Linked DNA regions of Homo sapiens: region 2 is linked to region 1. The links are chromatin loops, found by intact Hi-C in ENCODE. Cell type or tissue: PC-9. All regions are shown on one strand. Links, peaks and the distances in the headings refer to the core of each region. The heading gives the core; the rest is flanking DNA.

The links. Hi-C counts contacts between places; a loop is a spot of excess contacts. Peaks named below come from ENCODE experiments on the same cell type or tissue, not always from the same donor. Only the 100,000 strongest peaks of a DNase experiment are listed, where the experiment ranks them.
Region 2: it touches region 1 in a loop (4-fold over the local background); 27 of 110 quality-filtered maps call a loop at or near these places.

The regions. Positions count from the first base shown.
Region 1 is chr14:76,907,426-76,922,555 of GRCh38, forward strand. No RefSeq gene overlaps it. Among named protein-coding and RNA genes, the nearest start is that of LINC01629, 45 kb to the right of the region's middle. RefSeq lists enhancers at 1,428-1,487, 10,873-13,929, 11,110-11,169 and silencers at 9,761-10,055, 11,548-11,698. In PC-9, for the core only: CTCF peaks have their summits at 6,262, 6,476, 9,902 (motif pointing left) and 10,118; DNase peaks (open chromatin) are centred at 5,936, 6,280, 7,456 and 9,876; H3K4me3 peaks cover 861 bases; H3K27ac peaks cover 3,013 bases.
Region 2 is chr14:77,080,719-77,095,848 of GRCh38, forward strand. No RefSeq gene overlaps it. Among named protein-coding and RNA genes, the nearest start is that of CIPC, 10 kb to the right of the region's middle. In PC-9, for the core only: no CTCF peak of the experiment used is centred there; DNase peaks (open chromatin) are centred at 5,783 and 7,723; H3K4me3 peaks cover 1,127 bases; H3K27ac peaks cover 1,994 bases.

The DNA.
Region 1 (15,130 bases), core at 2,753-10,752:
GTCTCAAAATAAATAAATAAATAAAATAAAAAGAGTGGCAATATAAGTCCAGCCATCTAGAACTGTGGGTCTCAATCCCTTGAGACCCAATGACATTCCCTTTAAAATTGATTTTTAAATATTTTGTAACAGCAACCTGAAAGTAAATGTGTTAATATAACCTACCTACTGACATAATATTTTTAATCGGCCAGGCGCGGTGGCTCACGCCTATAATCCCAGCACTTTGGGAGGCCGAGGTGGGTGGATCACCTAAGTTCAGGAGTTCGAGACCAGCCTAGCCAACATGGTGAAACCCCATCTCTACTAAAAATACAAAAAATTAACCGGGTGTGGTGGTGGGCACCTGTAATCCCAGCTACTCGGGAGGCTGAGGAAGGAGAATCACTTGAACCCATGAAGTGGAGGTTGCAGTGAGCTGAGGTGGCCCCATTGTACTCCAGCCTGGGCAACAAGAGTGAAACTCCATCTAAAAAAAATATATACATACATATACATATATATATATATATATATATTTTAATCATTATTATTATAACTATATCATAAAGGAAAAATATTAAAATGAAACAACAGGTATTTCAATATGTAAATGGTCAGGAATGACTGCATTCCGTATGTAAATGTTTAGGCATGACTGCATGAGAAGGCAACATTTCCACCACCACCAACGCTCATGCGGGCACACACATTTCCAAAATTCTTCCTAGGGGAGATTCAACCCTGAGGACCACTGATTTAAATAATAGCAGGCTGTGGCTCACGCCTGGAATCCCAGCACTTTGGGAGGCTGAGGCGGGCGGATCACGAGGTCAGGAGATCGAGACCGTCTTGGCTAACACAGTGAAACCCCGTCTCTACTAAAAATACAAAAAAAAAAAAAATTAGCCGGGCGTGGTGGCGGGCGCCTGTAGTCCCAGCTACTTGGGAGGCTGAGGCAGGAGAATGGTGTGAATCCGGGAGGCGGAGGTTGCAGTGAGCCGAGATGGCACCACTGCACTCCAGCCTGGGCAACAAAGTGAGACTCTGTCTCAAAAATAAATAAATAAATAAATAACAATAGCTGGCCTATAATGGGTGCTTTCTTTTTTTTTTTTTTTTTTTTTGATACGGAGTCTCGCTCTGTCGCCCAGGCTGGAGTGCAGTAGCGCGATCTCGGCTCACTGCAAGCTCCGCCTCCCAGGTTCAAGCCATTCTCCTGCCTCAGCCTCCCAAGTAGCTGGGACTACAGGCACCCGCCACCATGCCCGGCTAATTTTTTGTATTTTTAGTAGAAACGGGGTTTCACCAGGTTAGCCAGGATGGTCTCGATCTCCTGACCTCATGATCCACCTACCTTGGCCTCCCAAAGTGCTGGGATTACAGGTGTGAGCCACCGTGCCCGACCATAATGGGTGCTTTCTATGGGCCAGTGTTCCAGTGGCAAGGGAACATGAATGGCATGGGTGTAGCAGGAGGCAGGTGGCTTGTGTGGAGAGCATGTGAGGTGGGCCAGTGTGGCCATGCACACATGAAAAGAGAGAAGCTGTGGTCCTGTGGTGAGAAGGAGGAAGCAGCTGCCTTCCCTCTGGGCTCCTCTCTTGACATCACATCCTGCCTTGGAGGAGGAGCCCAATGAAGACAGCATCTAGAGATGATTTGGGTTGAGGATCCCATGTTGATCAGAATTCACCAGGCCTTTCAATGCTCACTTCCTCCCCAGGAGGTGAGCTCGAACTTCGGACCCTCAGATGAATCACAGAGACCACACATGGAGACCCATCTCCCTGTTTTGTAATCTCCATGCATTCGTAGCCAATCTCCCAGCCACACCTTCTCAAGTCCTGATAGCCATTCGCAGTCTCCCCAGCCTCCACTAGCAAAGGAGAGATGAGAGGGCTCCCAGCCCATGGCCCTGAGGAGGGTGAGGACTGGGCCAGACACCTTGGGCTAATCGATAAGGAGCCTCTTGAAATACCCTCGTCACTTCCTGGCTGTGTGCTGAGCCACTCTAGGGGAAGAGGGATTCTCAGACAACCCTTGGGCCAGGCACTTGGATCTTGACTGGAATAATTAGACACAGAGCCAACAATGATGTCATGCCTCTGCAGAAGAAAGAAGGATGACTTTGAGCAAGGTGCTTACCTTGGCCTCAGTCCTCTTGTTTGTCAAGTGAGCTGGGGTGGACCTGACAAGTTTTAACATTCCTGTGCTGCCATTCCAATGTGAAGACAGATGTTCTCTTGGGCAGCCAGTCACAATGGCTCACACCTGTAATCCCAGCACTTTGGGAGGCTGAGGCAGGAGGATCGTTTGAGCCCAGGAGGTTGAGGCTGCAGTGAGCTGTGATGGTGCCACTGCACTCCAGCCTGGGCAAGAACAAGACCCCGTCTCAAAAAAAAGAAAAAGAAGTCCTCCTGGGACTTGAAGTCCCTCTAAGAAGAATATGGCAGTGATGGCTTTGCATAGCCAACTTGCTTCCCCATCCAACTCCCTTTAGTTTCCATGGGGAACTTCTCTCCCTCTGCAGGGGGCCCTACCTGCTTCCAAGAATGTAAGGGTAGGCAGGTGACCTTGGCTGCCCAGCCAGAGGTTCCTCCCTATGTTGATTGATCCTTTAGTGGACATGGCCTCTAAAGGTCCAGTTAAGAGTCTTCCCTGGCCAGGCACGGTGGCTCATGCCTGTAATCCCAGCACTTTGGGAAGCCGACGCAGGCGGATCACGAGGTCAGGAGATCAAGACCATCCTGGCTAACACGGTGAAACCCCGTCTCTCCTAAAAATACAAAAAATTAGCCGGGTGTGGTGGTGGGCCCCTGTAGTCCCAGCTACTCGGGAGGCTGAGGCAGGAGAATGGCTTGAACCCGGGAGGCAGAGCTTGCAGTGAGCCGAGATCACACCACTGCACTCCAGCCTGGGCGACAGAGCAAGACTCCATCTCAAAAAAAAAAAGAGTCTTCCCTAATATATGAAAGACAGAAATTATGTTTCTGGGAATTTATTAGAAGGAAAGATGTGAATTTAAGGCTACTAGCTGTCATCTTTCTGACACAAGAGAAAGCACATGTGCAGAGTGAAGCCAGTACATAGAAGGAGACAAAGCTGAGAGACTAAGGAGATAAAACGCCTATGACATTGTTTGAACCCCTAGATCAAACTGTGCCTGAAGGTGGTGCCCAGTTGAGGGTTAATAAACTCTCTTTTTGCTTAAGCTAGTTGGATTTGGGTTTCTGTAACTTGAAACTGAAACCGTCCTAAGTAATGTAATCTTTCAGCAGCATCTCTCCAAGTTGGGCTGTGAGAGAGGTATTGAGCACATGGAGAGGTAGAATCTGCCAGTTTATACCTATAGTCTAGCCAAAGAAACCCATAGCCCCAGCATATCTCTTCTGCCATGTGCTTTGACAATCTCGTAGTCAGCCTTATAGAGGGGACCTCACCTGGCCGGGTGTGGTGGCTCACTCCTGTAATCCCAGCACACTGGGAGTCTGAGGCAGATGGATCACGAGATCAGGAGTTCAAGACCAGCCTAGCCAAGATGGTGAAACACCATCTCCACTAAAAACTACAAAAATTGGCCAGGCGTGATGGCTCACGCCTGTAAACCCAGCACTTTGGGAGGCCGAGGCAGGTGGATCACGAGATCAGGAGATCGAGACCATCCTGGCTAACATGGTGAAACCCTGTCTCTACTAAAAAATACAAAAAATTAGCCCAGCGTGGTGGCGGGCGCCTGTAGTCCCAGCTACTCGGGAGGCTGAGGCAGGAGAGTGGTGTGAACCCAGGAGGCGGAGCTTGCAGTGAAGCGAGATCGTGCCACTGCACTCCAGCCTGGGTGACAGAGTGAGACTCCATCTCAAAAAAAAAAAAAAACTACAAAAATTAGCCAGGCACAGTGGCAGGCACCTATAATCCCAGCTACTCAGGAGGCTGAGGCAGGAGAATCCCTTGAACCCCGGGTGGCAGAGGTTGCATTGAGCCAAGATCATGCCACTACGCTCTAGCCTGGGTGACAGAGTGAGACTCCGTCTCAAAAAAAAAAAAGAAAGAAAGAAAGGACCTCACCTAACCCAACCCGTGGCCCATGCCAGCATGCACATTTTTCAAGCTCAAATTTGACAGCCTTGAAAAAGAATGTCTTTGTGCCCAGCCACATATTACCCCAGGAAATAGCATGGACTCTGCATTCAATACTTGCCTCCATGATGGGAGATCTGCATCCCCTGGCACTGGGATTACAGGGACCTGGGGCTTAGAATAGCCCATCTGCCCTGTTGATCCTTCTACTACCTCAAGCTGCTGACAGGAGAAACCAGCCCCAGCCACAGGGCCAAGGAAGACTTGGGTCTTAGTGTCACTGGTTGCTATACATGCAGTACCTGAGTTCTTCAATCAGTGTTCCACTCTGCTATGAACTGAATTGTGTCCTCCCAAAATATTTGTATGTTGAAGCCTTTAACCCCAATGTGACTATATTTGGAGATAGGGCCTTTGGGAGGTAATTAAGGTTAAATGAAGTCATAAAGGTGAGGCCCTAATCCAAAAGGATCGGTAGCCTTATAAGAAGGGGAAAAGATACTCTGCTCTTGACATGCACAGAGGAAACAGTGTGGGCAGACAGTGAGGAGGCAGCCATCCACAAGCCAGGAAGGGAGCCCTCACCAGGACCCAATCCTGCTGGCCCCCTGCTCTTGGACTTCCATCCTTTGGAACTGTGAGAAAATAAGTTTCTGTTGTTTAAGCCATGCAGTCTATGATGTTTTGTTATGGTAGCCCAAGCTAAGACACACTCCCCGCATATACTGCCTTCTGAGGGGGTGGGGAAATAATTCTTATCAATGATTCTCAGCAGTGACCATGCGCCTGGCATTCTCCTAAGCACTTTCCATACCTTAGCTCATGGAATCCTCATAACAACCCTGTGAAGTAGGTAGCATTACAATCTTTATACAGGTGAGGAAACTGAGGCACAGAGAGGTTATGGAACCAAGGCCACACTGTAATACTGTAAAACTAGATTCAAACCCCAGCAGTCCTCAATACTGAGGAACTGAGAGAAGCGATAATGAAAAGACCACCCCCCATCACCCAAAAGAATCAGCAGGAAGGAACGATGTGACTGTTCCGCCCTGCATTTAGACACCTGGCAATGCTCTACTGTGAAATGGACTCAGGTTACTACAGTCCACAAGGAAGTGATCTGTCCCCATGTCCCCTCCAGGGAGATGCCCCTTGCATTGTAACTGTGTGACCCTGCCTAAGTCACACCATGAAAAATAGGTGGATGACATGCCAGCTCAAACTCTTCCCATTATTCCTGTAGTTCTAAAAACACATAGGCAATGGCTGGCCACAGTGACTCATGCCTGTAATCCCAGCACCTTAGGAGACCGAGGTGGGCAGATCACTTGAGGTCAGGAGTTCAAGACCAGCCTGGCCAACATGGTGAAACCCCATCTCCAGTAAATATACAAAAAATTAGCCAGGCGACTGCAGCCTGTAATCCCAGTTACTCGGGAGGCTGAGGACGAGAATCGCTTGAACCCAAGAGGCAGAGGTTGCAGTGAGCCGAGATCGAGCCACTGCACACCAGCCTGGGTGACAGAGCAAGACTCCATCTCAAAAAAAAAAAAAAAAAAAAAAGACTACCCTGGTCAATATGGTGAAACCCCGTCTCTACCAAATATATGAAAATTAGCCGGGCATGGTGGTGCATGCCTGTAGTCCCAGCTACTCAGGAGGCTGAGGCAGGAGACTCATCTGAACCCAGGAGGCAGAGGTTGCAGTGAGCCGAGATTGCGCCATTGCACTCCAGCCTGGGTGACAGAGTGAGACTCCATCTCAAAAACCAAACAAAAAGCACACAGGCAAGCTCCTGGGTGACAGCAGTGCTGTCAGGAGTAGTGTGTGGAATCAGTTCACGCGGTGTGTCCCCGGGGTGGGGGAGTGGGGGTGTAGTCCAGGCTCAGGGCCTGGTACAGATTCCAATTTGGCCCTGAGGAGGGCAGCAGAATCTGCTTTGTGCCCACAAATCCCCAGGAGCTGACCCAGGGCTCACCCCCAGGCCCAGTCCCTTCCAGACCTTTCCGGTAGCTTCATCCAACCCTAGTGGCCAAATACCTTGACTTTATGACCTGGACTGGCTCCCCAAAGTCCTTGTCTGATAGGACATTGACTCCTTCCAAGACTCAGCTCCTTGTTTCCAGCAGTCCCCAGTACCTGGGACTCTGGGCTCAGAGGGAAATGGTGGGTTTTAGCCCCCTGGGGGGATGGACTGAGATTGAGTGAGGCTCAGAGGTTAGAACCGAGGGCTCAGCCAGTGTGGGGCTTCTGGGGTCTCCTTGTGATGGCACTCGTGATCCACCAGGTGTCGCTGCGCAGCCAGTGGGATGAGGGGTGGTGGCAGGAGGACCTTCTCCAGCACCCACCCTAGGGACTGGGGAAGTAAAGGCGGGAGGCTGGGGTGGAGCAGAGCAGTGGTCCTATCCCCCTAGCCTCAAGGCCAGCAGAAGCACCCCCGAGAAGGTGCATGTCCTGGTCTATAAGCCTGAGGACAGAGGCGGCCTCCATCAAAGGCCTGAAATGAGTGGAGGGTGATGTGGAAGGACAGATCACACCTTCTCATCCCAGCAAGCCACTGGGTGGGACAGCAGGCACCCCCACCCTTACCACCCACCCCCACACCCCTGTCCAGGAGCTCAGCCCAGCTTCCTGGGGTCCTGCCTGGGGGCCACTCCTTAGCCCCCACCCATAGAAGGTGTTAGTGGGCCAGGTAGACTACACGGCCACCAGGGAGACTTTGGTGTCTCATTAGCTCCAGATCAAGCAAACCTAGTTCAAAGTCAGGCAGCACTGGGAGCTTCCAACTGGCCATTTCCAGCCTAATCTAAAGGCTTGTCACTCAGAAACCAGCAGACCCCACGCCCAACACTGGCTTCCTTCCCATCTCCTCGGGCTGGGAAGGGAGCATGGAAAAAGCGCTTGTTTTTGTCCTCATTGGTTCCAGGCTCTGAATCCTGAAGCCCCGATGCAGGAGAACGTAGACACTGCAGGACCTGGCTGGGCGCGGTGGCTCACACCTGTAATCCCAGCACTTTGGGAGGCCAAGGCAGATGGATCACCTGAGGTCAGGAGTTTGAGACCAGCCTGACCAACATGGTGAAACCCCGTTTCTACTAAAAATACAAAAAATTAGCCAGGCACGGTGGCGGGCGCCTGTAATCCCAACTACTCAGGAGGCTGAGGCAGGAGAATCGCTTGAACCCAGGAGGTGGAGGTTGCAGTGAGCCAAGATTGCACCATTGCACTCCAGCCTGGGCAACAGAGTGAGACTCCAGACTCCGTCTCAAAACAAACAAAACACAAAGACACTGCAGGACTTTCCTCTGGCTTGCTAGGCTTGCTTGCCACTCGCCCAGGCCCCACCCACCTGGGGACTCACCACAGGCTCACCCTGCAGATCCCAGAGGTGGAGTTACAGTTCTGGCATTTCTGGTTCCCCAGGTGGGCCTCAGGGAGGAAAGGTCTGAAAGAGGAGAGGCAAGGAGAGAAGCCAGGGTGGAGCCTGCCCTCCTCCACCTGACACCCCCAACCAGGCCTGGGGCTCGGTGCCTCCAGCTCCAAGTCCTCCCCTCTCCAACAGCCACTTAAAGGCCTCCCTCTGGCTCTTCTCAGAGAAGAAAATCAAAAGAAGGAGAGAGGGAGGAAAGGCAGTAGTTCAGGGCATGGATTCAAATCTGCATGTAGGAGATGGAAAAGCAAGGTAGGAGATGGGCAGAGACACAGGAAGAGCAGGAGATGTAGGGTGTGGCCTTAGCACTTGCTGGGAGGTAGGGGTGGGACAACTGAGTGAGGAGCTGGCTTAGAGAGCAGACTGTGGAGTTTAGTCCTGATGGTGGTTTCTGAAAGTGTCATGGGGTTGGTGGATGCATGTAACCAAACAATTCTGTTAGCCTAACTCACCTGCTCTCCACTAGCCACCAATGCACAAATACAAATTGATCACCTATTAGGGGCTGCACTGTGCCAGGCAATATGAGGGACACGCTACAAAACATCCTGGTGGGCTGGGCGCGGTGGCTTACGCCTGTAATCCCCACACTTTGGGAGGCCAAGGCAGGCGAATCATTTGAGATCAGGAGTTCAAGACCAGCCTGGCGAGCATGGTGAAACCCCGTCTCTACTAAAAATACAAAAATTAGCCAGGCGTGGTGGTGCACACCTGTTGTCCCAGCTACTTGGGAGGCTGAGGCAAGAGAATCGCTTGAACCCGGGAGGCGGAGGTTGCAGTGAGCCGAGATCATGCCATTGCACTCCAGCCTGGGCGACAGAGTGAGACTCCGTTTTAAAAAAAAATCCTGGCCAGGCGCGGTGGCTCACGCCTGTAATCCCAGCACTTTGGGAGGCCAGTGCGAGCAGATCACGAGGTCAGCAGATCAAGACCACGGTGAAACCCCGTCTCTACTAAAAATACAAAAAATTAGCAGGACGCGGTGGCGGGCACCTGTAATCCCAGCTACTTGGGACGCTGAGGCAGGAGAATGGCGTGAACACAGGAGGTGGAGCTTGCAGTGAGCCAAGATCGTGCCACTGCACTCCAGCCTGGGCAACAGAGGGAGACTCCGTCTCAAAAGAAAAAAAAAAACAAAAACAATAAAAATGCAAGTCTGTTGGAAGCCCTGCCCAGTTCCATAGTGCATCTGTGTGACTCTGTTCAGGATTTTGCACCCATAGGCGCAGAATCTCACGTGTGTGCACATGTGCTTGTGACCAGGCAAATCGGTTGCATCTTTAATGTGCTTGGGAGTCCTGGAAGAGAGCCGTTTCTTAGGAGTGTTGCATGTCAGAAAAGGAAAGGAACTGAAGAAAGCTGTTTCTTAAGATTGTTGCATGTCAGAAAAGCAAAGGAACTGAGGGGCCCCACAGGCCTCTTATTGTACAGAAAGGGAGAAGATAAGGTCCAAGGGGTTGAATCACATGCTCTGGTCACTCAGTGAGAGAACACCTTAATAAAATTTGCCACGAGGCTTGTCTTGGCTGATATGTGAGTTCCCAGAGGTCACAGGCAGAAGCGCCGTGGAAATGGAATATCGGCACGGGAACTTAGGTTTCTCCTCCGCCTGTGGCAGCGCTGGAGAAGATGGTGGCACCTGGTGCCATGACTGCGTGCATGATGATCATCAGGGAGCAATGATGGGAAGTGTCTAAGGGTTAGGCTCTGGAGACAAATTTCTTTTTCTTTTTCTTTTTTTTTTTTTTGAGATGGAGTCTCGCACTGTCGCCCGAGCTGGTGTGCAGTGGTGCAATCTCAACTCACTGCAACCTCCGCCTCCCGGCTTCAAGCGATTCTCCTGCCTCAGCCTCCCAAGCAGCTGGGATTACAGGCACCTGCCACCACGCCCAGCTAATTTTTTGTATTTTTAGTAGAGACAGGGTTCCACTGTATTGGCCAGGCTGGTCTCAAACTCCTGACCTCGTGATCCCCCCGCCTCGGCCTCCCAAAGTGCTAGGATTACAGGCATGAGCCACCACGCCCAGCCTGGAGACAAATTTCTACTGACCAGCTCCTTCTTAACATCGCTGCACCTCAGTTTTCCCACGTGGAAAATACAGGTCATGGTACTTCCTCCTTCAGAGGGTGGTTGTAAGAATCCAATGGATGGATACATGCAACAACTTAGCAAGGTGCCTGGCACGCACTAAAAGCTCAACAAAGATGTGTCCTTATGATCATTCTCTGCTTGCATCCTCACCAGTGGATCCCAGCAAGCCCACTTCAGCTCAGAGACCTCTGCTAGGGCCCAGAGCCCATCCTTTGGAGATTCCCATCTCACAGGCTTTGTGGTTACTGACTGACTTTGTAATTCCCAAACCTGACCAGCAGGCAGTTCATATGGAAGTTCTTGCCACCTCCTGGTGAAAACAAGGACTGCGGGCAAATTGCTTGGTGTCCTGCTTTGTCCTGAGGCTGGAGCAAGGGGCATGGGTGGGCTGGGAGCCTTGGGCAAGAGGCTGATGCGTCGTGAGTGGTGAGGCTGGTGTCCGTGGGACACAGTGCTGTGTTCTCTCCCGCCTTGAGACTGTTTACGATTTGCCAGACTCTTGTGGTGCTATCCAAAATAATGCATCCAGTAGAGCGTTCCTGCCTTGGGGAGCTTGCATTAGGCTGCTGACATTCCCACAAAGAGCTATTTTTTTGTGCCACTTACTTTTATTTTTGTCATTTGCTTTACTCTCTTAATTTCCACTCTACCTCCCAACCCCCAACCCCTGTTCCCACCCATATCATTGCCTGTTAAAAGCAGCGGGAATTCTGAAGCCAGCCTTGTCCTCATTTAGGATGAGGACCTGAGCACAGAGGGATATTTTTCTTGTGGCAGCTGTGAGCTTTGCCAACCCCACTGAATTCAGGCTGGCCACAGCTCATCCCATGAGGCCAGGTATAGAGCCTTTCCTAGCAACAGTTGCAGAATCACAGCAGAGAGCGCTCCTGGGATCTGGCCCCCAGGGTTGGTCCATTTAAAGAAGCCACACTTGAGCCTGAGCCTAGCAGAGCTAGTGAGAGAAGAGTGTTGGCTCCATGCTGGCACGGGGCCTGCCTGTCCCTCCACCCCTTCAAGAACCCGTGACAAACAACCTTGCCTGGTGCCCAAGTGCCTGCCAAGCCCTGTCATATTAAAACCCTGGAAGACTCGGCAAGGAGTCCAATTTCAGCCCAGCAGGTGGGGAAACCAAGGCAATAAGAGCCCAATGTGACCAAGGTCACACACAGCTCTGGCTACAAGGCCCCGGAGGCCGGGCATCCAGGGCTGCAGGCTAAGCACCGAGCACCCTCACCCTCACCCCAGCCAAGGCTCAGCTGGGCACAGAGGAGGAACAAACATCCCCCACGTCATTCAACAGCAGAGCCCAGAGAAAGGCCCAGCACTTCCCCTCCATGAATGCTATTGCTGGTCCCCTCCCTCCCCTGGCGGGAGGGGGGGATACAGAGGCACTGAGACTCCCTGGAGCCTCTTTGGCAAGTCATTTCCAAGCCAGGCAGCCTGATCTCAAGCAGCTCCCAGTTGAGTGCCTGAAACACCAGACATCAAAAACCTGGCAGGCCTGGGGAGAAGGGAAGATTAGATCATTACAGCAGAATGAAGCAAACCAAAAACCCAGAGAAGGCAGGAGGGACAGAGGCCAAGAATGTTTCAAGGCAACCTGAAACTCCTTCAGATGAGAGCGGCCCGTACAGTGGCAGCTTCCCCTACTGCCAGGAAAGCCTGGCGTGTCTCAGCCCCTTTTTGGGTGGAGTAGGGAGTGTACTGGTCCATACACGTGCGCTCGGAGGTGATGGGAACAGGAAGCATGTTCTGGTCTTCCATGTGCACACACATTTGGACACATAAACGTGCATGCACAGGTGTCCAGGCCAGGCGTGTAAGCCCCCAGGAGTGCATGCGTGTGTTTGCGTGCAGTCTACAAACATGTTTTCACAAAGCTCAAGGAGAAGCAATCAGTCATCTCCAAGGAATCTTAGCAACAGCCATCCCCAGAAAAGGCTCCTGCCAGCTGGGGCAGCGATGAGTCAGCAGAGGCGTCGTGGGGGAGGCGGGAGGCGAGGCAGCCTCAGCCCTGGAGCCTGAGCCGGCCTCTCCCTTCTCCTGGGAAGGCCTCCAGACCCGGCCTGGCCGCCACGCCTGGGTCACTGCTTTGGCACTGATGTCCGAGAACACATTCCTGGAACTGGCCAGCACAGGCGGCTGGAGGGTTTTTCCCTCCTCCTCTCTCTCCCTCTCACCCTCCTGTCCGGGCCCCACACCCGCCCTTTTATTTTTCCTTCTTGCTGCAAAACCAAAACACCGTGTTCACGAGTTCAGGCGCTGTAGCCAAGTGGCAGGAGCTGGCAGAGCAATTGGGAAACAGGAGCTGCCTGGCCCAAGCAGGCCAGGGGATGAGGACACCTCTGGCCAGCCACAGAGAGGGCCCTGCTAGGGCTTGCTGAGCCCTGGTTAAGTACTGCAGGGCAAAAATGTCATCGCCTGGGGCCCCAGGGAACCGGAGTTCAAGGTGGCAGCTCCCAGAGAAATGGCCTGTGTCTCTCTGCCCCAGTAGCAGAGCCCGAGGTCACTAGCAGAGGATGGCGGCTGGAAGGTGACCAAAGGAGCAGAGAACCACAATTATTAATCATGAATCCATTGCCTGAGTGCATACACAGTCTTCAGAGCCACCTCAGGGTAGAATTATGTCCTTATACAGACAGGGAGGTGAAGGTGTGGGCAGGTGAAGGAATTTGGCACAAGGTCACGCAGCTAGCTTTTAGCCACGGAGCTTGATGGAATTAATCCAGCTTCGAGCTGACTTGGAGGCTTTAACTGATGGGCCACACTGGCTTTTCTTCCTGGGCTGCAGCTACACAGTATGCCAGGATCGCAGCACTTACAAAAAATAAAATAAAATAAAAACAACAAAAAAAGAGCGAGTGCTGTCTCCTATCTCTCCCCCACCCGCATGCAAACAGATCTGGGGGAAGAGCCATCTGCAACCTCAGCAGCGGAGGTGGTGGCAGCGGCGTGGCAGGCGGCGGTGGCAGGGGCAGTAACAGCCCAGCCCGAATCCCTGGCCTCTTTACTGGAGGCAGGAAATGAATAAAAGCTAAATGAGTTTGAAAATGCCAGGAGGCAGTGTTTATCCCCTTCCCCCACCCCCTCCCCCTGGCAAGGACCGCGTATAGTTACAGTTTAATCTTGGAAATGCCAGACAGCTGTTCCCCGTTGCTAAGAGACTGGCCCACATTATGCAGATGTCAGGGGCCTCAAATGTCTGCCGGAAATTACAGATCATGTTGGAAGAGCAGAGGGGCCTTCTCTTGACTGGGGAAGCGCAGTGGGAGACTCCTTGGGTGGATGGCAGAAATAAGGGGCCCACCCTTTCCGGGTCTCTTCCGAGGCTCTGAGGCTCCAGCCTGTCCCTCCTCCCAGCTCCCCGATGCCTTGGCTCCCACCCCAGGTTCCGGCCTCCATCCTTTGGCAACTGTGCCAATGGCCATGTCCACCCCCCACCTCCAGTGCTCCTTCTGGGACATCTTTCTTCAGTCCAGTGTCCCTGTCTGTCTTCCAGTCTTCCCAGCTGCTGCGATGCCACTGAGCTGGCTGGGTCCCAGCTGGGAGGAGGAGCAGACCCCACTCGAGGAGGGTAGGATTCCACTCCATAAGCTCTCCTCACCTGGAGCGGAAAATGGGACACACTCACCACACTCACACCCTCCCTGTCATCCCCCACCCCATGGAAAGCCAAAGGAGGGCTATCACCATGGCAACTGCAGGCTACACGAGCTGCTGCATCACTGGTCCCTGGGGAAGGGGAACTGCCATCTGGGCAGGGGGTTGGGGGAGGAGGAGGGGGAAGTCCTTTTCCAAACTGGAGCTCTAACATGAACCCTGATGGAAGGTGACGGGGGAATTCACCAGGGCTCTGGGCTGGGAGGGAAGCAGCTCAGGCTGGAGAGGGGCATGGGCAGGCTGCAGGGTGGTGCCCGGGGAGTCCATGGCAATGCATACGGTCTTCAGGATGACCCCCAGGTACCGTGGGGGTGGGGGAGGGTAGGCTGCGGCCCGGTGTGGAGTGGGTGCTGTGTGCCTACTGATTCCCTGAGAGCTCACAAGGTGCTTTGAGGACAGAAACTTTGTCACTACCTATGCATCCGGGTGGTATCTGCTCTCCCTGTTGCTAACTATGTGACCTTGGCCTTCTCCAGCTGGGGAGCCCAGCCATATAAAATGAAGTCAGGTGGACTTTACATGCATGGGAAGTGGCTTTAACGATAAGAATGGCGTGTGTGTGTGTGTGTGTGTGTGTGTGCATGTGTGTGTGTTTACCCATATATGAAAGTGCTTTGGAGAAAGGTTCTTGGAAGCCCCATGAAAACGGGGCCTTATTACCATCCATCTGGTCTTCCCAGAAGATGCTGATAAGGCTGCTGGCAGGGGAACACCATTTCAGAGCTTTCTTCCCAGGTACCTGGGGCCTTCTTCCCTGCAAAAAGACACCACCCTCAAACGCTGCCTTACTGACCTTGTGTCCTGACTCCTCGGGTCACCTCTCCCTCCCACCATTCCTACAGCAACTGAGATGCTGGATGGGGAAATTGAGGTACAGAGACTTCCAAGACTTGCCCAAGCCATCATAAGCCATTAGCTAATCCCATACTCTCCTGCCTCAGCCCTTGCCTTGGGTTCAAACCCCAGGAGGACCACGACCTCTGGCCCTGGGAGATGAGAGCTAGACACCAGCGTTCCTCCTCCTATTAGCTATGTTAGCTTGGGCAAATAACCAAACCTCCTTAACTCTCATTTATGCTTCTGGAAACTGGAATGCCATGACCTATTAGGGTTGCTGTGAAGGATTAAATGAGATACAACATAAAACTTGCTGAGCTCCTGCTAAGCTCTCAATACATTTGAGTTCTTTTATTAAGGAAAAGCTGGTTCCTGGGCACTAACTCCTTAGAAAGGTGACAGGCTTCAGCAGCTGGGGGACAAGGAGATTGTTCAGGCTGCATGCACACCCACTCCTCACTCCTCCAGCACAGCGACCAGTTTCTGCCTCTTTGGAAGGTTCCAGAAGGGTTATCCAGGACAGTGCAACTGGAAGAACTCAGGGCAGGTACCAGCCACAAAGTCCTGGGAGGTGGGGACGGGGCTTTTATCAGGGCCTCAGGGAAGACTCCCTCCCAGGAAAGGAGTGGACAGTAGAGGACGGTGGAGGATGGATGTCAGAGGGTGGTGGAGGATGAATGGCAGAGGGCGATGGAAGATGGACGGTGGAGGACAGTGGAGGATGAAGGGTGGAGGATGGTGGAGGATGGAGGGTGGAGGACGGTGGAGGATGGAGGGTGGAGGATGGTGGAGGATGGAGGGTGGAGGATGAAGGATGGAGGATGGAGGATGGAGGGTGGAAGGTGGAGGGTGGAGGATGGAGAGTGGAGGATGGTGGAGGGTGGAGGATGGAGAGTGGAGGATGGTGGAGGATGGAGGGTGGAGGATGGTAGAGGATGGACAGTGGAGGATGATGGAGGACAGCGGAGGATGGACAGTGGAGGATGGTACCCCCCACTCGATAGAGTAGAAACTGCTGAGCCAGAAAGGATTTGTCTGTGGGGCAGGAGAGC
Region 2 (15,130 bases), core at 4,572-12,571, 180 kb after region 1:
ACAAATTAGGCCCGGTGTGGTGGCTCATACCTCTAATCCCAGTACTTTGGGAGGCCGAGGTGGGTGGATCACTTGAGCCCAGGAGTTTGAGACCAGTTGGGCAACATGGTAAAACCCCATCTCTGCTAAAAATACAAAAAATTAGCCAGCCATACTGGTGTGTGCCTGCAGTCCCAGCTACTTGAGAGGCTGAGGCACGAGAATCCACTCCAGGAGGCAGAGGTTGCGGTGAGTCGAGGTCACACCATGGCACTCCAGCCTGGGCAACAGAGCGAGACTCTGTCTCAAAAAAATAAATAAATGAAAATAAAAAATAAATTAATTAATTTAAAATTAATACATTGCAAAATTCATAGATCCTTGTGAAGTATAGTGATTTATCACTGAAGATTTAGAATAATGGGTAAAGAAGAGCTACTTACGTATTTACTTGTTTATTGTGTAATCAATGCACATGAATATTTTTTTCTAGCTGCCAGGCATCATTTCTTCTATTTTGATCCAGTAACTATCTCTTCATAACTTCATATCTCCCACCATGAGAAAACAAGAGCAATACATCCTTATGTTGGCTAAATACAGGACAAATAATATTATTCTTTTAAGAACACCATGCCAGTGTTCTATCACAGCCTTTACTTGCCTTTGTTGCATGCTATTACTGAATGTTTACTGAAGCTTTCTCTCCATTCTAGAAATTGCAGGTCGTGTGGAAGTGACGTTTCGTGTTCTTTTAATAGAGATCCTGTGTTTCTGGTCCCAGATACTCTCTGTGGCTAAAGCTAATGTTGAAACAGAGATGTTTAAACAAATAGCAGTAGTAACAAAACACTTTGGTTTTAAACTAAGAATATACTTAGACCACAAAAGCAAGTTTCTACAGGTTTTTTTTTGTTTTGTTTTTGTTGTTGTTGTTTTGAGAGGAAGTCTCGCTCTGTCAACCAAGCTGGAGTGCAGTGGTGCGATCTCAGCTCACTGCAACCTCCGCCTCCCAGGTTCAAGCGATTCTCCTGCCTCAGCTTCCTGAGTAGCTGGGATTACAGGCATGTGCCACCATGCCTGGCTAATTTTTGTATTTGTAGTAGAGATGGGGTTTCGCCATGTTGGTCAGGCTGGTCTCGAACTCCTGACCTCGTGATCCACCTGCCTTGGCCTCCCAAAGTGCTGGGATTACAGGCGTGAGCCACCGTGCCTGGTGGGAAAGGGACTTTCTCGGGGGATTCCAGCTTGTAAGTGGCAGGGCCTGGATTCGACTAAGACCTTTAATGCCACATCCTGAGCTCTGTCCACCATACTGTGAAGTCTACTTTTAGGGCAATCCCATTTCTATCTTTGTCTTTTGTGTTATCTGGATTGAAAGAGTTTAATTTCTGTGTGTTTATTTTGGAGTAGGGTGCAGTGGATGTTTCTTAGCACCTACAGAGAAAATTCTTGTATAGCAAGAAGTCCATTTGACAAAGCACTGTTAAATTTTGGACTACAACCATTGCAGATTTCTCCCAGGATTGCGTTCTCACAGATTGCCAATGAGATGAGAGCTTTCATGCATTATGTTTCTTATGCAAATAAGTTGACTTCCTTTTCAAGTTATATGAGAAACCCCCACTATTCCTGGGTTTTATGAATTATGGGATGGAGTGTACAAAACATCACCAACCTTCTCATTTCTGTCCACCCAAGTATTGTTAAGTATTTGCATCAATTGACATAGTTTTGCTATCTTGAATTGAAGAGGGTTTTGAGTTTTATTTGTTTGGTTTTGTGGGAGTTGTTTTGTTTGGGTTCAGAGCTCTCTGGGGAGAAAGATAAGTGTACTGGAAGGTATTGATGAGCTGTTATCTTCCATGATGGTTTGAGAGACTCATTTCCAGCCCCTGTGAGGGAAGCGTGAGGGGCGATAAATGGAAAGAGGAGTAACTGTGTGAGGCTTTGTGCAACTAAAGATATATGCAGCTTTGCTTCACAACACACTTAACGAAGTGCAGCCAGTCTGTGAGAGGTCCCTGCTGCCCTATCCCACCCTCCACTTTGGTGACCTGCTGGCTTAGAGTGGCCCCAGGAGAGAAGGGAGAGAATGCTGTTCCCAGCAGGGCAACAGGAGTGACCACTGCAAGAACAATGTTCTTATGGAGGCCACAGACACTGATGAGGTACCCCCTTTTAAGGAGCTTGTGAATAGCAGACCAGGAATGGGGAGGCTGAAGGGGAAGAACATAGTGGATTTGCCTATGAACCTATGGGAGATAGTTCGGGGGTCTCCCAGAAATAACTAAGGGTGAGTTAGCAGGGCGAGGGGATGGCTAGCAAGTTCTATAGACCTTCAGTAGGAGACCAGAGCTAATGAAATTTAGGTCTGGATGTCAATATGACCTCCTTGGTTAATATGACCCATAGGCTGGTAAAAATCTCTTACAGGATGTTGTGAGACACTGTACTTTATTCCTGTCTTTCATATGTCATTTAACTTCAAAAATTCTGTCTTCAGTGAAGACACCATGAGAAATGCTTACAATGCAGACTCTTTCCAAGTGCAGTTATCTGGGGCAGGCCGCCCGATTCGCTGATTGCCCTGCCCACCTCCACCCTTCTAGGGAAGGCTCTAGTGGGAGGAATCTCTTAGAAACTGTTCATAGTGCAGCAGCTAGAAAAGTCTAGCTGCAGGGTTTTGGGGTGAGAGGAAAATAGTTTCTTTTCTATGCTAGGGTAGTGAGCCAGATATGACTTGCTAAAAAACCTCTGAGTGACTAGGGTATTAGGCCAGATTTTCGCTATTTTAACTGAAGTTGAAACGAGAGGAAATACGGTGTAAACTGCAGCATAAAGGATTTAGATTCAAGCAATAAAGGATTTCCCAACATCAAAGGGCAACAGATCTCTGCTCTGGGTCCATCATTAATTTTTATTTTATTTATTATTATTTTTAGAGATGAGGTCTTGCTATGTTGCCCAGCCTGGTCTCAGACTACAGGCATTCACCACTGCATCCAGCTTTTCCTTCCTTCCCGCCTTCCTTCCTTCCTTCCTTCCTTCCTTCCTTCCTTCCCTTCTTCCTTTTTTTCTTTTTTTTTTGACAAAGTCTTGCTCTCTTGCCCATGCCGGAGTGCAATGGTTTGATCTCACCTCACTGCAACCTTCGCCTCCCGGGTTCAAGCGATTCTCCTGCCTCAGCCTCCCAAGTAGCTGGGATTATAGGCGGCTGCAACCATACCCAGCTAATTTTTGTATTTTTTAGTAGAGATGGGCTTTCACCATGTTGGCCAGGCTGGTCTTGAACTCCTGACCTCAGGTGATTCGCCTGCCTCGGCATCCCAAAGTGTTGAGATTACAGGCGTGTGCCACCATGCCTGGCCAACACCCAGCTTTTTCTAGGCCTTTTTTTTTCTTTTTTTTTTTTGAGACAGAGTCTCACTCTGTCACCCAGGCTGGACTGCAGTGGCGCAATCTCGGCTCACTGCAACCTCCCGCTCCTGGGTTCAAGCGATTCTCCTGCCTCAGCCTCCCGAGTAGCTGGGACTGCAGCTGTGCGCCACTGCACCCAGCTACTTTTTTTTTTTTTGAGATGGAATCTCACGCTGTTGCCCGGGCTGGAGTGCAGTGGTGCGATCTCAGCTCACTGCAACCTCCGCCTTCCAGGTTCAAGCAATTCTCCTGCCTCAGCCTCCCAAGTAACTGGGATTACAGGCGCCTGCTACCACGCCCAGCTAATTATTTATTTTTATTTTTATTTTTTTAGTAGAGACAGGGTTTCACTATGTTGGCCAGGCTGGTCTTGAACACCTGACCTTGTGATCCACCTGCCTCAGCCTCCCAAAGTGCTGGGATCACAGGCGTGAGCCACCACGCCCGGCCTTTTTTTTTTTTTTTGTATTTTTATTAGTGACGGGGTTTCATCATGTTGGCCAGGCTGTTCTCGAATTCCTGACCTCAGGTGATCCGCCCGCCTCAGCCTCCCAAAGTGCTGGGATTACAGGCGTGAGCCACTGCACCCAGCCCTAGGCCCATTTTTAAAGGTAAATAGAGAGCCCTCTCTTGTTAGCCAACCTTCCAGATCTAAATGGCTAAGTGTCTCTTCCTGATCTCCCATCCTTTACCTAAACTAACTGATCTCCTATTTGTGTTCCCAAATCTTTCTTATAGCACTTATAAAACCATTCTGGGAACTCCTTAAGAGAAGAGACTGGGCCTTATATATGCTTTACTGTGCTCCTAACCCTTGGGAGGGACACAGTACACAGTAAATGTTGGTTAGCTTGATCGTAAGTGAAAAACTGACTTGAGACAGGAGACTGTGGCAGTACTCATTAGAGCAATCTGTGTAGCACTTTTTTGAGCTTCATGTGTGGAATGGGGCTGTGAAGAGCTAGGGAGAAGTGGTTATGAGGATGAAATGAGGAAGCTTAAGGAAAACGTCTGTACAATGTTTGGTCTCACACAGTCCCCTTCTACCCTTTGTCCTCTTCCTTCTAGCTGACATTGTATTGGGAAGCAAAGGTCAGGGGCTCTGTGTGAAGGCAAGAGGTCCAAATGATTTCTCAAGGGATCTAAGGGAACTGGACGGCGGAGAAAACGATCAAGGGGCAGGCCCTGCACAGGGACTGGGAAGGCAAGCAGAGAAACTAAAGAGCGCTAGCCAAAATGGTGGAAGAGAATTCTGGGGCTGTGGCACAACTATCCACAAAAGCTTCCTCTTTCCTTAGTGGAGTCTCAGTACAGTTCACTCAGGAGGAGAATCTAACGAATAGGCACCAGCTGCATCAAGGGACACTTACTTCACTCCATGTCCTGGCACCTTCCTGAGGATGAAGATGCCACAATTCACCAGATGAGTCAATTCACGGGAAAGGCGCTAGTCAAGTCCCAGGCTCTGTCTAGCAACTGTCTTTCCAGTGGAAAAGAAGTTAGCTGAAGTAATCAAAGGATTCCCTAACGCAAGAGTTGGGACATGCCAAAGTCCCTCTTCAAGGGGAGAGAGGCAGCTGCATGGTTACAAAGTAGACAAAGAAAGACAAGGGGCTTCTTTTAAACTGGAATGTGTGAAATAGAAGCAGGGAGCTGTGAATGCCACAGCAGCAATTATGCAGAAAGACTGCAGTGCAGACACTGAGCAGCACCATCCTATCTGATAACATCAGCAGCGGCAGAGGCATATTCCAACAAGAGCTGTTTAAGAGCTGCTAATTACTTAGATTCCAATAGGAGCTATGTCTTAAAAGTGATTACAATTTTTGATTACAGCTTTTTGAACTGATTGCAGCTGTAAGCTATGAAGGCAGTAATCTAAATACAAGCAAAAATTCCTTTGATCAAACACAAAGGAACTCTTCCAAATAAAGATACCTTTATTTTACATACATATATAGCTATGTGTTTCGCATGCGTAAACAAGTGAGTTATACACATCTATTAAACATATAACCATCTACACTAAATTTTAGGTTCCCTGAGACCAGGGACCACACTTGTGCATCCTTATAATTCCTTACAGTGTCTAGTAGGGTATATGGCACATAGAAGATGCTTACTGAATTGAATGAAAGTGAAACAATTGCTGTATTAATGATTTGATCAGATAATTGTTGTTTGTTACAATAATGGCCTACTATAGAATAAATACTGGGAAAAGCAATACAAAAGTCCATTTTACTAACCTCAAATCCAGGAAATGTACCTTCTTTTCTAGAAACCCAAAAGAAGTATGGAAATACATTCTTGAAAAGAAAGCTAACCACTCTACATTCCACAACAGAGACCATGTTGACTGTGCTGTGTGAGTTGCTAGGCAACCACTTGGTAATTCCCCATGTAATAGAGATGAACCTATCATCTGCTTTCTTAGCTATGTGTGACAAGAAGAGACAACAGGTAAAGGACAACCAAGAATACCTGCACCTGGATGACACAGTCACTCCTGCTGAAGTATGGTGACACCGGAGAAAATCCCCATGCCCTGTCAGAAATTGCTGGAGGGAGAATTTCAATTTCATTAAACTATTAGCACAAGACATTGCAGTGAATTTTCTTGGATTTACCTTGTGGGTAAATCCTGTGGGTTATCCCATTATACTTGTCCACAAAGCAGGAGGCCAAACGTACCATCGTTCTGCATGGGAATGGCCATCAGTTCAATAACAGCTCCAGATCAGCGTGTCCCGTGATGCCAGCTGGGATGAGACTTTACTAGAAAAAAGCAGCCCTTTAAATCTTAAAAAGGATACTCAACATCTTAAAGAAACCCCAAGTTCTGGGTGAATAAATCACCCTTTTTCATACCTGAGGAAAATGCTCATTTGTTTGCACAGGATTTCCAAGACACTTTAGACACATAAGCTGCCTTGTAACGACTCCGCTCAACTGTAGGTATTGACATCACTGTCTTTAGGCTAAAAACACAATGTTGGAGAATGAATAAAAAAATGTGTGAAAGCTACTCTGATGTTAAGCAAGAAAAAGAGAGCAGGCCAAGTGCAGTGACTCACACCTGTAATCTCAGCACTTTGGGAGCCCAGGGAGGATTGATCGCTTGAGCTCAGGAGTTCGAGACCAGCCTGGGTAACATGGCAAAACCCCGCCTCTATAAAAAAAAAAAAAAAAGTTAGCCAGGCATGGCGGCATGAGCCTGTGGTCCCAGGTACTTGGGAGGCTGAGGTGAGAGGATCACCTAAACCTGGGAGGCAGAGGTTGCAGTGAGCCAAGACTGCACCACTGCACTCAGCCTGGGCCACAGAGTGAGACCCTGTCTCAAAAAAATAAATAAATAAATTTAAATTCCACTGCAAATTTGGAAGTGTAAGGGGACTCATCTTTTTCATTTGAATTTTCAAAAGGACCTCCCCACACACACAGATTAAAAAAAAAAAAAAAAGAATATATGCCTGTAGGGGCCAAGGGAAAACATCCCCATCATCCTTAGGAGGTTTGCTGAAAATCTCTGACAAGGGGCAGATTAATTGGAGAGAAGGCACACGAATTTATTTAACATGTGTACACAGGAGACTTCAGAAAGACGACCCAAAGATACAGGGAAAATTGTTCATTTTTGTGCTTAGGTCCAAGAAAGTATGGACAGCCAGGCAGAAATATGATTGGACAAAAAAGACTGTGATCAAATGCTACCAGACTGAGTGGGGAAACCCAGCGAGCCTTGTTTGTCTAGATTTTTCTCAGCCTCTCTGAGCCTGCACTCCTTCCTTCTGGGTATGGGGCAGGACCCTCTCTGGAATGGGGGCTCTTATGAGCTATAGTCAAACAAGGTAGTCAGGTAATTTCTTTATGGACAGTTTTTACACAGCAAGGTGGAAGGAAAATTATTTTTAGGTTTTATGGTTTGGAGAAAAGGGGTTCTGTTTCTCTGACCCGCCTTGGGGAAGAGGGATTCTAGTTTCTATGGCTGGCCTGGGGACAGAATGGGATAGAGAGACAGGAGGGCAGGAGAAGGTCAGAGAAAAACTTTTGCTTTTGAGGCTGCTTTCTGAGGCCTTCAGTTTGGGGTGTTGTTTTCTGAGTCTCAACATGCCCCATCCCCACCGCAATATTATATTTAAGTCTTTGCAAATTGACTGCTTGCTTTTCAGTCTCCTGTTTGAGATTTAATTTTGAGACCTTAGACTCTGCAATCAGGCAATTGGCTGTGAAGAAAGCAGATTCTGAATCGAGATAAAATCAACCAGGTAGTTCTGACGAACAACTGGGCGTGGCTTCAACCCAACATATGGAGCCTGTTTAACCTGTTTTGGTGCTGACTTAAACAAGCCCAGCTGGCCAATCCTGTGAAGTGAAACTTGACAAAGGCCCATCCAGACTCCCTGGGGCTGGAGAGAGGAGTACTGGCATATGACATTCTTGGGTATATCTCGGTCTGCAAAGTACAGCCACTATATCTCTACTGACTACTAGGTTTTATAAGATTCTTCATGGAATTCCAAATAGAGTCAGCCATGAGCCAAATCAAACATAAAGGAGGAGGATTCAAGAGCATTCTTGAGTAAATTTCAGAATGGAAAAGACCCTCCAATGACTCAGAGGGGTGGGAGGAACAATGCAGGCTCTGGGATTTCTTTGCCAGAATGACAAGTGTAGAGCAAAACCTGTGGGAGTCACAGTTACTTTCATTCCTCCTTTCCCCAGTGGCCATACACAGGTGTGTGCAAAAGGCCTGGAGGTGGCAGAGAGTGGAGCATGTCAGGGAACTGACAAAAGAATAGGGACGAGCTCCTGTGCACCTGTGCCCACGGAAGCTACTCACTCCCCTCCTTCATGGTGTCTTTTCCTTCTCTGGAGTCCTTTCAGTGATATGTGAGCCCACTGTTAAATGTTCAGGAAGTTTGGGTCCCACTGATAGCAAGTTAGTTGAACATCTACTATGCAGAATTTACTTTGTGGGAGAAAACCATTAAGATATAATCCCAGCCCTTAAGGAGTTTAGACTCCAGTGAGGGAGACAGAGAAGTACGCAAGAAATTACAAAACAAGCCAGTCTAGATCAAGCTACAAGACACAAAGTACTCAATTTTTGTAAATAATTTCTATATGGAGGCTATTCCTAATCTTGGTCTTTGTAGTCAGCTTCCTATTACTGAAGCAACAAGTTCCACTAAAGAGCTCCAATTCCATTGGGCTTTCTGCTGTGGTGGTCTGTGTTCCCTGTCTTTTGTTAATCCCATGCTGGTGAACTCAACTGGGATCCAAAGGCTGTTGACAGAAGGGAGGTAAACCTATGAGGCAAGATATGAAGCCAAGGCAAACCTCCAAGCCAAAAATCAAATGCTTCCACACAAAGGGGCAAGTGAACAGCTTTCTGGGTGGCCTAGAGAGAGAGAAGGTGTGAGTTTAAATCAAAGACTTCAAAGCCGGGCATGGTAGTTTGTGCCTGTAATCCCAGCTACTTGGGAGGTTAAGGCGAGAGGATCATTTGAGGCCAGGAATTCAAGACCAGCCTAGGCAACATAGGAGGGCCCCATCTTTAAAAAATAATTAGCTGGGTGTGGCAGCATGCACCTGTAGTCCCAGCTACTTGCGAGGCTGAGGCAGGAGGATTGCTTGAGCCCAGGTCAAGGCTGCACTATTGCCCAGGTCATGCCACTGCACTCCAGCCTGGGTGACAAAGAGACTCTCATCTCAATAAATAGACGACTTCGTATTTAGTTGGGGAAGGAGTATAGGGGCAAAGAGAAACCTTCCCCTTCGACCTCTGAAAGTTTGCCAAAAAAATCAGCTCACAAAAGAAGATTAGAGAAAGGGCGTACAAATGTATTAATGTGCAAACAGGGAGAACCACAGAGTGCTTACCCCACTGCCCAATGGGGTCCATATAGCCTTATTTCAGGTGGAGGGGGGAGATAGGGAATACAGGTAATTCTGTTGATTGGCAATAAATGGTTGCTAGGGAGAATGAATGGATTGAGGAACAGAGATTAATTTCTAAATGGTTGTCTGAGTGAGTCTGCAAGAGAGACATCATCTTGTGAAAGAGTCTGTTCAGGTGTGGTTACATTCTTGGTCTTTTCTGCAATAGATAATAAGAGGAGGAAGCCAGGCACGGTGGCTCATGCCTGTAATCCCAGCACTTTGGGAGGCTGAGGCAGGCAGATCTCTTGAGGCCAGGAGATTGAGACCAGGCTGGCCAATATGATGAAACCCCGTCTCTACTAAAAATACAAAAATTAGCTAGGTGTGGTGGTGCATGCCTGTAATCCCAGCTACTCAGGGGGCTGAGGCATGAGAATTGCTTGAACCCAGGAAGATGGAGGTTGCAGTGAGCCAAGATCACATCACTGCACTCCAGCCTAAGTGGCAGAGTGAAACTCTGTCTCAAAAAAAAAAAAAAAAAAAAAAAAAAAAAAAAAAAAAATTCAAGGTGGCTCACGCTTGTAATCCTAGCACTTTGGGAGGCTGAGGTAGGTAATCATTTGAGGTCAGGAGTTCAAGACCAGCCTGACCAACATGGTAAAACCCCGTCTTTACTAAAAATACAAAAAACAAAAATTAGCTGGATGTGGCGACACACACCTGTAATATCAGCTACTCGGGAGGCTGAGGCAGAAGAATTGCTTGAACCCAGGAGGCAGAGGTTGCAGTGAGCTGAGATCATGCCACTGCTCTCCAGCCTGGGTGGCAGAGCAAGACAATGTCTCAAAAAATAAACGAAAAGAAAATAGATAATAAGGGGCAGGGGCTGGGAAACAATTGTTCTCCTTGTAGGGTCTATCCAATCTTTATGTAGATAAGGGAAAAGTCTTTTCCAACATCTGTTGATCTCTAAGGGCTTTTAACTCAAAATACTCATTATATCTAGGAGCCATATTTTAGGGTGAAGTTCCTTATGCTCTTTTGGGGGAAATACTTTAAAAGTCTTTCCACTAAAAAGATTCAGGATGAGGGTCTAACAGGTACAAGGCAGCTTCTGAATAGTTTGGGCAGGTATGTGGGTTGAAATCAGCATACAACACACACACACATACACACACACACACTCACACACACACCTCAATTATCTCTATGATGTACAGAGAAAAAGATGACCAGCTGGAGGCATTTTCTGTAGTATGCTTTTACAGTGCCCAGCCCCCATTCGTGGCATCCTCCTTTCCACACAAGTGCCTGTTACCTAATTGTCAACTAAAGAATCATGAATTTCATAAATCTGGAAGGGAGAGCTTTATTTCTCATAAAAGGTTGCAGCCTGCAGGCCCACAGGCTGGGAAGTGTAACCTTCAGAAGAAGCTAAGAGCAATCACTTCAAGGGAAGGCTAAAGCAAACAGAAATTTATGCTTAGCTGCATGGCCAAATATATAATATTCAGTCAGCTACAGGAATCATGAATATTTATGAAAGGAGAAACAACCATATATGCAATTGAGCTTCACATTTCTTCCTGAGTCCTATATTCAAAAAAAGTAGTGGTGTTAGCATGGTCCAAGAGTAGAGTTTTTGGCCCTCTTGTAACTGCCCAACAGGTTCTTCTTACCTACTGCACAGATAAAACCAATTCACTGAGACAGCAGTATTGCAGTAGAGAAAGAGTTTAATTATTGCAGGGTTAGCTAAGCAGAAGATGGGAGTTTATTACTCAAATCAGTTTTCCTGAGAACTGAGAGGCAATAATATTATGGATAATTTGGTGGGCAGGGGGCTAGGGAATGGGTGCTGCTGACTGGTTGGGGCAGAAATCATAGGGGTGTGGAAAATTAGTCCTTGTGTGCTGAGTTCTGGGTAGGGGGCCCACAGGACTGGTTGATTCCTGAGTCACAGATCCGATTGAAGTCAATGAGTTGCCAGAATGCAAAAGTCTGAAAAACATCTCAAAAGACCAATCTTAGGTTCTAAAATAGTGATTACCTATAGGAGCATTTGGGGAAGTTACAAATTTTGTGACTTCTGAAACAATGGCTGGTTATCATTTTTATTTTTATTTTCTTTTTGAAACTGAGTTTCGCTCTTGTTGCCCAGGCTGGAGTGCAATGGCGCTATCTCAGCTCATCGCAACCTCCGCCTCCTGGGTTCAAGTGATTTTCCTGCCTCGGCCTCCTGAGTAGCTGGGATCACAGGCATGCGCCACCATGCCCGGCTAATTTTTGTATTTTTATTAGAGACAGGGTTTCTCCATTTGGTCAGGCTGGTCTCGAACTCCCGACCTCAGGTGATCTGCCCACCTCGGCCTCCCAAAGTGCTGGGATTACAGGCATGAGTCACCACGCCCAGCCATGGCTTGTTATCATTTAATTATACATATATTTTAGCAGAATTCAGGTCCATCCCATAATCCCAATCTTGTGGTTTTTCATTACTTTTACCAAAGTGGTTTCGGTCCCTTTTCATTACTTTCACAAAAGTGGTTTCAGTAACCCCCTTCTAGCAAAGAGGGGGTTAGTTTCATGGAGGGCCTATTATCATTCTTGCTTCAAAGTTAAATTATAAACTAAATGCCTCCCATGGTTAGCTTGGCCTACACCCAGGAATGAGTGAGGACAGCCAGCCTATGAGGCAAAACCAAGATGGAGTCAGCCATGTTAGACTTCTCTTACCGTCATAATCTTTGCAAAGGCAGTTTTACTCTGACATCAAAAGGTGAAGCAGAGGACACAAAAATCCTCGCTGCACATCCTCCATGAGTCAGCCAAAACTAGTCCAGCAATGGTGGTCAGTTTTTAGGAAGGGATGCTTTGTGAAACTGGCAAGCTGTCACCCTGAAACTGTAAAGAGGGTGGGGGAGTGCAGTCACTACCTCAGGTGACTGGCTAATAGGGATAAAGGAATGGGGTGTCCATTTCTTGTTTTCTAAAGCTGGTTTCTGCCTACTCTTTAGGAAATAATTCTGGTTAAAGATTAATAAGGAAGGGGCATACTAAGGCGTGTCTGACCTCTCTCCCCATCACGGCCAGACATTCAGTTTTCAGGGTTTCTCTGGGGACTGCTTGGCCAAGAGGGGGTCATTCCAGTTAGCTGAAGGGCTTAAGATTTTATTTTTATTCCTCATAGTGCTTCTAGCTCCCCACTGGCCTCCTCCTTAGCATAGCAGGAAAGGCTGAGATATTACCCATTTCCACTTTAACATGGAGGCTGTCAAGCAAAGTGGCAAGGACTCTGGAATTCAAATCCTGGCTCTACCACTTACCACGGGTGACCTTGGCAAGTGACGTGGGCCTCCATATCTGAGCCTCCTGCTCTGTAAAAAGAAAATAATGATACTACACCCATCTCATAGACAGTGGGAGGATTAAATGAATAAATGTAGGCAAATCACTTAGGACAGCATCTGGCAAATAATAAGCACTACGTGTTGTTATGGAAGAATTTGTCTTGGGTTCTAGAGTATCTTGGTGTCAAGCAATTCCTTAAAGGAATTTCAAGTATCAGCAAGAAGACAGAGGGCTATGTGGGAAGGGTTTACACTGTCTCTAAAATCAAAACCTTCACCTGTATATGAACAGCCTGACCATAACCTGAATATTACCCTTTTAGTGTACCTGCTCTGCCAAATACTTCCCTAAAATATGAGCCAAGAACCAGTCTGGCTGGTGAGGGCCTTGTTACCTGACTGCTAAGGGAAAAAAGGTCATACATCCCACTATCACTGGCCTCTGCCTCTGCCATCTGGCACCTGTAGATCCCCCTGCCCACACAGGCTGGAGCCCCTCTCTTCTCTCACTGACCCATGAGACACACTTACCACTCCATCAAATCCTATTTAAAGACTTATGAAGTGATCAGCACCAATAATGCTAGATGCTAGATTCAAACTACAGGATAACTATTTTACAGACGGCCAAACTGAGGTTCAGGAAAATGAAATCAATGGTTCCCAAACACCAGTCCAAGAACTGTTGCCAGTCCTTGTGGTGATGTTTTCACCAGTCTTCAGCCAAACTGGAAAAATAAGACTAAAAGCTTTAAGTTTTTCATACACCCGAAATTATTCTATTTTTAAATTGTGAGGTTATGTCCTATCTTCCCTTCTGTGTATACGGAAAAGATATCAAAATGACCCTTCTTTTGTAAAATGATATTGATAGGAGCTGGAATTTGAAACTAGATCACTGACTTTCACCGTCTCCTATTACACTATTTTAATTACTTCTAAATTTTTTTTTTTTTTTTTTTTGAGACGGAGTCTCGCTCTGTCACCCAGGCTGGAGTGCAGTGGCACAATTTCAGCTCACTGCAGCCTCCGCCTCCTGGATTCAAGCAATTCTCCTGCCTCAGCCCCCTGAGTGGCTGGGATTAAAGGCGCATGCCACCATGCCCAGCTAATTTTTGTATTTTCAGTAGAGACGGGGTTTCACCACGTTGGCCAGGCTGGTCTTGAACTCCTGACCTAGTGATCTGCCCGCCTTGGCCTCCCAAAGTGCTGGGATTACAGGTGTGAGCCACTGCGCCTGGCCCACTTTTAAATATTTTTAAATGACTTTAATTTTAAATTCAACAATTATTAAACAATCGTTTATAAATATTTTAAATTGTATAACATAATACACTTAAAATATCTTCAAATAAAACTCGGCCCATGGCTGACTCTTCATGGTATCCTAGGCAGGGTTAAAAACTCAAATCCTCACACGGATAGGCAGGTTACAATTTCAAGAAGTAGATGGGAAAAAAAAAGAAACATTCGCAAGTCCCTAAATGTAGGATTTAAGGGCGCATGTCTCCCCCTGCTGGTTGTGGTGGTAGGAAACCGAACCTAGACCACAATGGTACTGGGGAGAACTTGAATTGGAAAGGACCCTACAGCAAGAAGAATAGGTGCTTCAGAACCCACTATCCATCACAGGGTCCTTACCCCATCCATCATAGGGTCCTTACTCCAACCAAGAGTAAAGAGAGTAAAGTGAGTGAAGGTTAAAGAATTCGTGGCACCAGTAAACTATCAATAGATGCTGATTTACAAATCTTGGTAAATTAATAGGAAAGGAAGAAAAACGTTTACGGTGGTTTAGCTACATAAAAATATTCACTATCAATCTTCATGAATTGCTTATTCTGTATATCTAATTATATAGAATCATAGCATAAAATAATCATAAAAATTATGCCTATCATTAGTCTTGATTCATTTGGTTCCATTACAATACTTGTCTGAAGCTTAAGTTATTGGTACAGCATGGCTGTCTGCTCAAGATGTAGGTAAAGTCAAGGAAGTTTGGTTTATTTGCCCCTTCGGAGGACTAAGAGGGCCTCATGCTTTCGCATATTTCACTGATTCTTTTTTGCTTGGTATGCATTATCCCCTCACCTGCTTCCATTATTGCAAACCCAACTTTCAAGCTGTCTTTAAAGCTTTACCTGCTGGTCTCTTTCTACTCCAACAACCGAAAAAGAAAGTTTTTTTTTTCTCCCTTAATGTTATTGTTTTGTTCAGAATCTTTTGGTAGTTATCCCATTCTCTTTCATATTGCTTATTACATCATGTCTTATTTCCCATATCAGATTGTAAGTTATTTGAAGGCAGACTTTTATTCTTTTTTTTTTTGAATTTTATTTTTGTTTTGTTTTTTATTTAAGTTCAGGGATACGTGTGCAGATTCGTTACATAGGTAAACTTGTGTCATGGCGGTTTGTTGTACAGATGATTTCGTTACCCAGGTATTAAGCCTAGTATCCATGCTGCTGTTTTTTAAATTTTTTATTTCCATA